Regions from separate parts of the Homo sapiens genome. Here region 2 is linked to region 1. A link is a contact called in ENCODE Hi-C or POLR2A ChIA-PET data. All regions are on one chromosome and are shown on one strand. The core of a region is the stretch at or near the end of the contact, and the rest is flanking DNA. Distances in the headings are between cores, read along the strand shown.

Region 1 (5,384 bases), core at 1,652-4,151:
CAATCACCATGCTTCAGTGGGTTTTTACAGGGGCAGTATGTGGTGGATCCTATGGAGATACTATAGGGACCACCTCAGTATCCTTTAAGTCTCTGAGGGAATCACTAATTTCTACCCACCTGGGATATGCTATTGCTTCTGATTTACTACCTTGACCAGCGGGATAATTTTAGAGACTTCTACTTGGTCTTTCTTTCTATAATGGCTCTTATTCTACAGATGACAGAGAACGTGAGAATGTGGCAGAATGTGAGAGTTCTACTATCTGTGAAGCTATGCATCCCAATTTGTACTCAAGGGCTAGGAAATAACCATAGAGTAGGTCCACAGACTCACTGGGAGATGAGCTTGGCTAGGACTCTATTACCATCTGGCCTTCTATGTCCCCCTCTCTGAAAGGAGGCTATAATGGTGTTTTGGGTCATCTAGAAGCAGTGAAAGCTCAAACCCTTTATCTAACAGACCTCAAATGATCTGGTTATTCCCAGTTCCACACTGTACAGCTATTCCGGTAAATAGCCAGAGGGTGCTTTCGGGAAGAATCAAGGAAACGTTTATTTTATATGTTTATAGTGGCATTACGGATCTTTCTCTTCCATCAGTGCGTCCTGGGTCAGAACTGGCTCAAAGCTGGAAACTAGGTAAGAGATTGCGATTTTCTGTCTCGGCAGCTGACATCAGCCTCTGCTCACTCACCTTGATCTTTTGTGGTTAAGTCAAGCAAGACTCTCATTAAATGCTCACCTCTCTTGCCCTAAGGACACCACTGCTGCAGAGCCCTGCAGACCAAAGACCCCTGGTTAACATTCAGGCCTTGCTGCCTGTCATTATAATTGTGTCCACCTTGCCTCTGATGATTAAGTGGCCCTATGTGGTCTCTGCTCTTCCAGAACCTTAATGTCTCCATCGACAGTGGCCATGGCATTCCATGGGAGTATCTCCTCTGTCAACCTGGGCTATGGAGGACACCCAGCACTGAGCTCCTTTCACTAGGCACTTCTTTATTGCTTTGCAAAGGGAAGGCCTTTTGGGCCCTCGTCTCTGAGCCTTCTAATCCGTCATTAGTACTCTTCCAAGGCTGTTTCAGCATTGCCACCTCACTGTCAGCCATCACTGTGTCTAAACCTTAAGGACCAATTCAGCAGTGTGTTAAGACCAGTTCCAGTGGTCTCGCCAGGATGTTAAATTCTGAGTCAAAGGAAGGGTCCCTCCATAAAACCCTCTTTATCTAGCTTTGTATTCCTCAGCTCCTCCCAGCCCCAGTCCCACATCCTCAAGATCTCCTCCTATATGTGTTTTCCTGTTCCTACTAATATTTGTCAGCCAGACCTGTAGCTTTTTTTTGTGAATAAGCTATTTCCTCCAGCAATGGGGACTATATACTTTCCTGCTTGGGCAATGGTAAGACCTGACCCTAATTACTGGTCTAGAGCAGGGGTAGGCAAACCATAGTTCCATGCACCAGCTGCCTGTTTTTGTATAGAAAGTTTTATTGGAATGCACGCACACTTATTTGTTTACCTGTTGCCCATGGTTGTTTTTGCACTGTCGTTTTAAGTGCAAAAGTAGAATCGAATAGTTGCAACAGAGACCACATGGCCTGCATATCTAAAATATTTACTCTCTTGCCCTTTAAGAAAATGTTTTTTGACCCTGGTCTAGAGGCAGTGAGGAAAGGAGGGAAGGATCTTTAGGAAGATAAGCATCACCTTGTGAGACATCCACCTCAGGTGAGTCATTAGTGTGGTCTTCAGGTTATGGGTGATTGTTCTCTAGTAACGGAAGGAGCCCTTCTGCAGGCCTAGAAGGCTCAAGGAAGCTGAGGGTACAAGCTTCTCAAGTGCGTCTATCCAAATATCTCCATTCAGGTCCTAATGCCCCATTCTTTCCCTATCAGAATTCTGACCCTAGGGTAGTAGGTCTGCTGAGGCTGTGCCTTTAGTCTCTCTTGAAGCTTCACCCCTTTTACAATCAGATCCTGGGCCTGATTTTCAGCACAGCCTACTCTTGGGCCATGAGAGATAAGTGTCATTTAGAATGCTGTTATGGAGTTCTGTCTTCACAACATACCCTGAGTTTTCTTCAAGGTTTCTAGGGCAATTAACAAAAGCCAACCAACCCCATAATCCTTATCATTACTATTGCCCTGTATCTTTCAAGTATTAGACTTACAGTGTAAGTCAGTGTTGCCCCTGAAATTTTACCTGTGCCTCATCCCAATCCACTACACACATTGTGGACACTGTGATGCTGTAGTCTGCCAAGAGTTATCACCACCTTACTCACTACCAGCATTTGGGTCCGCGTTGTCACTTCACTGGTGAGGGATCTGTTTTCAGAAGCCCATCCTGCTTCTGCCATTTCTGGTAACTGTCTTAGTCACCCCCAACCCCCACTCCCCAAACAACTTGAGACAAGGACTTGTGTGCAGGTGGAATGCCTGGGAGGTAGTCCCTGGAGGCACAGCAGGAAAGTAGAGAATGTGAGAAAGAAAAGGAGAAGGCCAATAAAGGTGTCAGTGAACAAGTTCCACTGTGTGCAACTGGGGCTTAAACCTGCTAGGGAGCCTCAAGGAAACCGTGTGGAACACACCCTACAATTTTCTCTCTGGAGTACTCACCTGGCTATCTAGGCTACTTATCTAAGGACACTGTCCATCACTGATAGGGCTGCCTCTAGGGCCTAGTCCAGATTGCTCCTCATGGGGTGGAAGAAATTCCTGTAATGGTGAAGAAAACCAGAGGGATGAAGACATTTGAGGTGGGAAATCATTAGCCTGCCAGGAACTATCTACCAAAGGTTTAGGTGAACACAGATATGGGCCAGATAGTGCCTGAGCTCACGCCCCTAGGAAGTGGTGAGGGGCCAGGATGTCCACGCTGATGACTCCAGATCACACTGCCTGCTCAATACACCAGAAAGGGGAAGTGCCTCACCCAGGGCCACTGCTGCCGTGACAATTCTAAGAGGAGGCTTGCAGGGACCCACCTCTTTCTGTGCACCTCCTCAGTCTTTGATGTAACTTAGGTTTTCTCAATCTTATGTAAAATGCTACCCAAATGCAGCTTTGAAGCAAGCTCCCTGACCCTGGTTTTCTGTGGGATTGCCCACCTGCCTAAGCTCCTTGAGCTATTTTGGAGTCAGTAGCTGGAGGCAGGGAGGCTCAGGTCCTAGCTTGCACATCAGCTCACACTGCAGGGCCCTAGAATGGAGAGTTTGTTGCTTCAGGATTTAACAAGCTGTGAAGAGCTTTCAAGCATCTGTAAGGAATTAAAAATTAGTGAGTGTGAAAACTTTCCTAATTGTAAAACAGTTTCACTGCCCTTGATCCTTGTCCATTGATTCTATTTTTGCAAAACCTAGTTCCGAGCACAGTGTTTTTAAGTTCAGCAACATCGTATTTTTCAGTTAGCTCCATCGTTTCCAAACGTGCCTGGATCTAATTTTTCTCCTAGCGCTTGGTGTGTCCTGGCAGGTTTTTTCCCTGGGGCTGGTGCCAAGGACAAGGCCAGGCTGAGCTCTCAGCACCCGCAGGACTCCTTGGCACTCCGGCTCCACCCGCGAGGGTGTGACCACTCTTGCCTTCCCCATGTCCCTTTTATTTCCATGGTGGGGAGCAGGGCCGGTGAGGGTTGGGGGGCAAATAAACTGAGGATGCCTTGAGATCCTGAGGGCTGGGCCTTAAAAATCCAACCCCACTCTGTTCTCAGAGGAGTGGAGAGAGTCCTTTGCTGCAAAGAAGGTCCTGGACTTGTTGCATTTGCCCAGATAGAGCAGCAAGCCCCGCTGGCCCTATTTTCAGTACATATCCCGAGTCCAGCCACCTTTCATCACCTCCACCACTGCCCTCCGCGGCCAAGCCACTGCCTCTTGTCTGGATTATGTTAACTCCTCATGGGTCTCCCTGCTGCTGCTTTTGCCTAGTACAGCCTCTTCTCCAGAATGAAAGCAGCGGGGGGATCCCTTTCAAACCTAAGTCGGTTCATGTCGCCCTCCAAATGGGCCCATATGGTCTCCGGGTCCTGCCTGTTTCCTCTGTCTCCATCTCCGCCCATCCTTCCCTCTCCCGCGTGCTCCCACCATGGAGCTCTCCTCGTTGTTTCTCTTGCACACAAAGCGTGCTCCTGCCTCGGGGCCTCGGCACTCACCGTTCCCTCCCCCTCGAACCTCTTCTTCCAGATCTTCTTTCTCACATGTCCTTTCCAACATCACCTCCTCAGGCCTCCCCTGAGCACCTCATCTAAAATACACCTCACACCACCATTCTAGCCCTTCAGTCTACTTTGCTTTTCTTCAAAACAATTACCACTGTTTGGCATTATATTACATATGGCTTTTTTTACCCTACATTTTTCTACATTTTCATATTCTATATTTTCTATATTTTGTATTTCGTAGCACAGTGTCCAGCACCTAGAAGTGCTTAATAAACATTTGTTGAATAAATAAGCCGGGTGCGGTGGCTAGTGCCTGTAATCCCAGCACTTTGGGAGGCCGAGGCAGGTGGATCACTTGAGTCCAGGAGTTCCAGACCAGCCTGGACAACATGGTGAAACCCCTATCTCTACGAAAAATACAATAATTAGCTGGGTGTGTTGGTGCATGCCTATAATCCCAGCTACTTGGGAGGCTGAGGTGTAAGGATCTCTTAAGCCCGGGAGGCTGTAGTGAGCTATGATTGTGCCATTGCACTCCAGCCTAAGCAACAGAGTGAGGCCCTGTCTCAAAAATAATAATAATAATAAATAAATGAGTACCTTATTTAGTTCAATAAAGCCTCAGAAACTCTCTGAGTATCAATTTCCTCAGATAGTTGGTTGTGAGAATATTCATTTATTTAGAAATTAAATTTAATAATTTTTAAAACTTTTTGTTTTGAAATAATCTTATACATCCAGAGAAGTTGCAAATATAGTAAAATAATCCCCATATACCCTTTACCATTGTTCCTAAATGTTAACATTTTACCATGTTTCCTTCATCAGTCTCTCTTTGTATATGTACATACTATTGTTAAGTTTCTTTTTGAATAGGTAATGTATACAGATAGTACACAACATAAAATACATTAAAAGTAAACAGTGAAACATAAATCTGCCCCCTCCTCCATCCCAACACTTCTATCCAGCCCAAATCTGACTAGTTTCTTGTATATCCTGTCAGAAATGTTCTATGCATTTACAATCATATATGAATGTGTGTGCTTATCTATTTTTTTCTTTTTTTGAGACAGGGCCTCATTCTGCCGCCCAGGCTGGAGTGCAGTGGTACAATCACGGCTCACTGCAGCCTTGACCTCCAGGGCTCAGGCGATCCTCCCACCTTAGCTTCCCGAGTAGCTGGTACTACAGACATGCGCCACCACGCCTGGCTAATTTTGTTTA
Region 2 (4,964 bases), core at 1,746-4,245, 480 kb after region 1:
CAGCTACTCGGGAGGCTGAGGCAGGAGAATGGCGTGAACCTGGGAGGCAGAGCTTGCAGTGAGCCAAGATTGCGCCACTGTACTCCAGCCTGGGAGACAGAGCGAGACTCCGTCTCAAAAAAAAAAAAAAAAAAAAAAAGGCCGTTTTAAAAAACATCATCATCATAACCACGATCAACATTATTGCCATCATCATTGCTAATATTTATTAGAAGTTTACTCTGTACTGGGTTATATGCTTTACAAACAAGAGTTTTATTTGCTCCTTACAACAACCCTATGAGGTAGATGCTGTTATTATCTCCATTCTGTCTAAAGCTTAATAAGGTTAAGTAACTTGACCAATGCCTAACTAGTAGCTGCCAGATCCCGGAATTGAAACCAGGCTAACTTAGTTTAAAGCCCTTGCTCCCAACTTTTATGTTCCCGAAGCCCACTTAATTCATTTAAATTTGGTATAAATTGACTTTAATTATGGCCTTTTTGTTAGAATCCATTATAGTCTTCTCTTTTATCAACAAATGTTGGATAAAGTATGCATTCAGGGAGGCTGGGCATGGTGGCTCACACCTGTAATCCAAGGAGGCTGGGCATGGTGGTTCACACCTGTAATCCCAGCACTTTGGGAGGCCGAGGCAGGCGGATCATAAGGTCAGGAGTTCGAGACCAGCCTGGCCAACATGGTGAAACTCCGTCTCTACTAAAAATACAAAAATTAGCTGGGCATGGTGGCGGGCGCTTGTAATCCCAGCTACTTGGGAGGCTGAGGCAGGAGAACCAATTGTTTGAACCCGGGAGATGGAGGTTGCAGTGAGCCGAGATAGTGCCATTGCACTCTAGCCTGGGTAACAGGGCGAGATTCCGTCTCAAAAAAAAAAAAAAAAAGGGCATTCAAGGAATAGGAAGACAAAGTATAATGGAAAAGTAAATGAACAAAAAGGATTTAAAAAAACAAATCCCAACTGTCAGATTAGTGGACAGTGAACCAATGCTCTGAGTTTGTTCATCAATCTGTGGTAGAACTACAATTGTTTCCTAAAGAGTGGAAAGGCTTTGAATAAAAGTGGAGAGGTAGAGAGGGCTCTCCCAGGACAGGTTGATTGCTTCCGCAAAGGCAAAGGGTCTGTAAAGTGCTAGGCGAGTGGGAACAAGTGGGAATAGTTCTGTTTGACTACATTTGAGGGTTTGAGAAAGGAAAGGGAGGGTAGAAGGGATGGAAGTGGGAATCACATATGTTTAATGATGTCTTGTTCGGTGCCAAGGACAGTTTTAGACCCTGATAAGCGGAAAGCTTTGAATACTCAGGAGGTGAATTTGGGTCATTTCATCTCCTCTCTTAGCTGCTGTATGACCCTGTGCCATCCTATTTATGTTTCATTTTCCTATCTGCAAAAAGGGAGTAATTCTTGTTCCCTTGGGTTTTCTCCTAGTCATAAAAAATGAATGAGTTCGGCCACAGTACACAAACAAAAGGAAAATATGTAATATTTTGTAGGATAAATTCATAAAAGTTGTGGAGGATCTGGGCACTTTTATAAAGCAAGCACTGTAGAAAACTTTCAAAGGAAACATTTAAATTCACTAATGACAGCTATAGGGATCCTGATTTTTCCTTTAAATGGCAGGCACTTCAAAAAATTAAAATAGAATGTAGTTAGCTTTCAATTACTTAGGCCACTGACAATTCAATTTATGGATTATATAGTATTTTAATTTACTCATTTCACACGTCGTTATCAACTCTACATGAAGTTTAAAAGGACAAAGGATGCAAGTGGAATTGGTCAGTGTTCCGGGTTATTTCCAAGGGAGGCAGAGGGTGGGGGGTTTCCTTTGAGACAAGACTTGGGGTTGGCCAATAATTGCTGGTATTGCCTGCCTGGTAATAACAGGCTGATGAAAAGGTGACTACAACGTGAAAACTGGTTAAATCAAGCGCACCCTCCCACCCTCGTTTTAGATGAGGAATTTTCCGCCCTCACAGAAGGGGCTGAGGCAGCATCTGGCATCACAACACTAACATTTGCTTCGTGATTTCCTCTTTACCCGGCCCTTTGACACACATCCCTTCCCAGAAATCAGGATTCGCTGGTGCTTTTGCATTTCTAAAATGGGAATCCCGTGGCTGAGCTTTTAGCCGGCCGGAACGACTGAGGGCTGCATCCCTTTCCCGCAGGAGCGGGGCTCCCGCCTCCAGTTCTGTTCCAGGCCTGACTCCTCCACTCCCTCCGTGACTCATGTCCTGCGGATCCTTCGCCCCCGACGCGCCCCCCAACACACAAACCCCCAGAATCCGCCCCCAGCCTACAGCGCGACGTCAGCCCGCCCCAGCCGACTTGGAGGTCTCGGGTCTGAGTCACACAGAAAGACCACCCTCGTCGGCATCCCCACACACAGTCCGACACCCGGCGCGCCGGCCTCCCCGCCTGACACACTAACGCCCGTCGTCTCCGCGCAACTTGTTATGCTCCGGCTCGAGCCCTTGACCCAAAACCCTCAGCGAAACGGAGAGCCGCAGAGCCGGCCTCGGGCGGCCTTTGATGGCTTTGTTATTGTTTGGGTTTGAATCGATACGCCCCTCCCCATCCTTCCTCCCTCGCGGCCCTACACCCAGCTCCCGCCTCCCCTCACGCCCCGCGCCCCTCCCCCTCCATTTTGGCGCCTTTTCCTTCCCGCCACGTCGTGGCGGCGTAGAGACCATTCTGACCGCGAGAGCTGGGCGGGGCGGGGGCGGGGCGCGCCGAGTTATGCAGATCAATCGGCCTCTGGTTGGCTGGAGTAGCGCTGGCAGGGGCGGGGCCGGGGCGCGGCCACAGAGCGCGCGGGGCGGGGGCCGAGGGGAGTCGCCCAGTCCCGCCGCTTCCCCACCCCCTCTCCTCCCTCGGCCGGCCCGGCAGCCCTGCTCCCCGCCTTGGCCTCCCGGAGAGGCCCCGCCCCGTCCCCGCCCGCCGCGCCCTCCCCGCGCGCCCTCCCCGCCGGCGCGCTCCTCCCCTTTACTCCTGGCTGCGGGGCGAGCCGGGCGTCTGCTGCAGCGGCCGCGGTGGCTGAGGAGGCCCGAGAGGAGTCGGTGGCAGCGGCGGCGGCGGGACCGGCAGCAGCAGCAGCAGCAGCAGCAGCAGCAACCACTAGCCTCCTGCCCCGCGGCGCTGCCGCACGAGCCCCACGAGCCGCTCACCCCGCCGTTCTCAGCGCTGCCCGACCCCGCTGGCGCGCCCTCCCGCCGCCAGTCCCGGCAGCGCCCTCAGTTGTCCTCCGACTCGCCCTCGGCCTTCCGCGCCAGCCGCAGCCACAGCCGCAACGCCACCCGCAGCCACAGCCACAGCCACAGCCCCAGGCATAGCCTTCGGCACAGCCCCGGCTCCGGCTCCTGCGGCAGCTCCTCTGGGCACCGTCCCTGCGCCGACATCCTGGAGGTTGGGATGCTCTTGTCCAAAATCAACTCGCTTGCCCACCTGCGCGCCGCGCCCTGCAACGACCTGCACGCCACCAAGCTGGCGCCCGGTGAGAGCACCCCCCGCCTCCGGCCCGGGGATGCGGGGCGGCGGCGGGATCTCCTGGGTGGGGAGCTGGCGGCTCGCGGGCCGGCACTGAGTCCCCGTGCTTCCCCCTTTCCTAGGCAAGGAGAAGGAGCCCCTGGAGTCGCAGTACCAGGTGGGCCCGCTACTGGGCAGCGGCGGCTTCGGCTCGGTCTACTCAGGCATCCGCGTCTCCGACAACTTGCCGGTGAGTGGGCGCCCCGCGGTGGGGAGGGCGCGCCGGGCGGGGGGCGCACGGGCGTGCTTTAGCCCGGACGAGGGAACCTGACGGAGACCCTGGGCTTCCAGGTGGCCATCAAACACGTGGAGAAGGACCGGATTTCCGACTGGGGAGAGCTGGTGAGTGCCCTGCAGGAGCGACCCCCAGGATGAGTGGGTGGGGTGAGGGGCGCCCCCGACTCCCGCCCTAACGCGGCCCCCTCGCCCCTGCAGCCTAATGGCACTCGAGTGCCCATGGAAGTGGTCCTGCTGAAGAAGGTGAGCTCGGGTTTCTCCGGCGTCATTAGGCTCCTGGACTGGTTCGAGAGGCCCGACAGTTTCGTCCTGATCCTGGAGAGGCCCGAGCCGGTGCAAGATCTCTTCGACTTCATCACGGAAAGGGGAGCCCTGCAAGAGGAGCTGGCCCGCAGCTTCTTCTGGCAGGTGCTGGAGGCCGTGCGGCACTGCCACAACTGCGGGGTGCTCCACCGCGACATCAAGGACGAAAACATCCTTATCGACCTCAATCGCGGCGAGCTCAAGCTCATCGACTTCGGGTCGGGGGCGCTGCTCAAGGACACCGTCTACACGGACTTCGATGGTGAGCCAGGCCCGGGAGGGAGCTGCCCAGGTGACTCGGCCCGGCCCGGCCCAGTCCGGAGGCCTCGGCCAGTCTCCCGCGCCAGCCTTTTGTAAAGGTCATTGGGCCGCCTGGCTCGATGCTAGCCGGGGTGGGACGCAGGAGAGCCTCCCAGCGTAGTAAAGCCGGGGATTTTCAGCCAGCTGAACCTGTAATGTTTCTGGCATGATTTTATTCTTCAAGTGGAATTCAGTTAGTTCCAGGCTTTCCCGATGAATAAGAGGTTGTGGGCAACCGGCGGTAGCCCAGATTTTTCTAAAGTCTGACCCAGTTTCCCCGCCAGTAAAAGGATGGGGGCGGGGGAAGAGGTGGAAATTGATGCCGGTTTTGTAATTTTTGTTTTATTTTATAAGGGAGTTAGTTTTCTGTATGGTAGTTTTAGAGCTGCAGTTCTTAACTCCTTTCTGATCTAGGGAAGGTTAAGGAATAGGAACTATATTATTACTGGTGGCTTTTTTTTTTCTTTAGTGTTAAGGGGAGAGAGAGTCAGGAATGAATGTTGTGAAATAAGATCTGTCGCTGGTTTGAAAATTAGTTGGGTGTCTCCGCAGAGAGGATGAAAACCTATCCTAGGGAGGGGCTTGGAGCGG

Evidence for each region. A loop is a pair of places that touch in the nucleus more often than their neighbours do. ChIA-PET counts read pairs that join two places held with the same protein, here RNA polymerase II (POLR2A). Pooled maps may share reads with other maps.
Region 2: a loop to region 1 is called in a map of B cell, with 2.3 times the contacts of the local background. The contact joins the promoter of PIM1 here to the enhancer-like site in region 1. A Hi-C loop is called at or near these places in 1 of 168 maps with a recorded cell type or tissue (B cell), 4 of 37 single-sample maps with no recorded cell type and 10 of 50 pooled maps. POLR2A ChIA-PET finds 5 or more read pairs at or near these places in 3 of 52 experiments (GM12878, RWPE1 and activated T-cell).

The regions. Positions count from the first base shown.
Region 1 is chr6:36,689,495-36,694,878 of GRCh38, forward strand. No RefSeq gene overlaps it. Among named protein-coding and RNA genes, the nearest start is that of RAB44, 5.6 kb to the right of the region's middle. Within about 2 kb of position 2,902, at least 8 of the 41 ENCODE cell types and tissues checked have a DNase peak (open chromatin) inside an H3K27ac peak, as active enhancers do; they include B cell, where a contact is called at or near this core.
Region 2 is chr6:37,167,157-37,172,120 of GRCh38, forward strand. PIM1 (Pim-1 proto-oncogene, serine/threonine kinase) reads left to right here and starts at 2,996. Exons shown (of 6, transcript NM_002648.4): 1 at 2,996-3,501; 2 at 3,617-3,723; 3 at 3,825-3,875; 4 at 3,969-4,335. The coding sequence starts at 3,420. RefSeq lists enhancers at 2,241-2,839, 4,761-4,964 and silencers at 2,465-3,244, 3,505-3,824.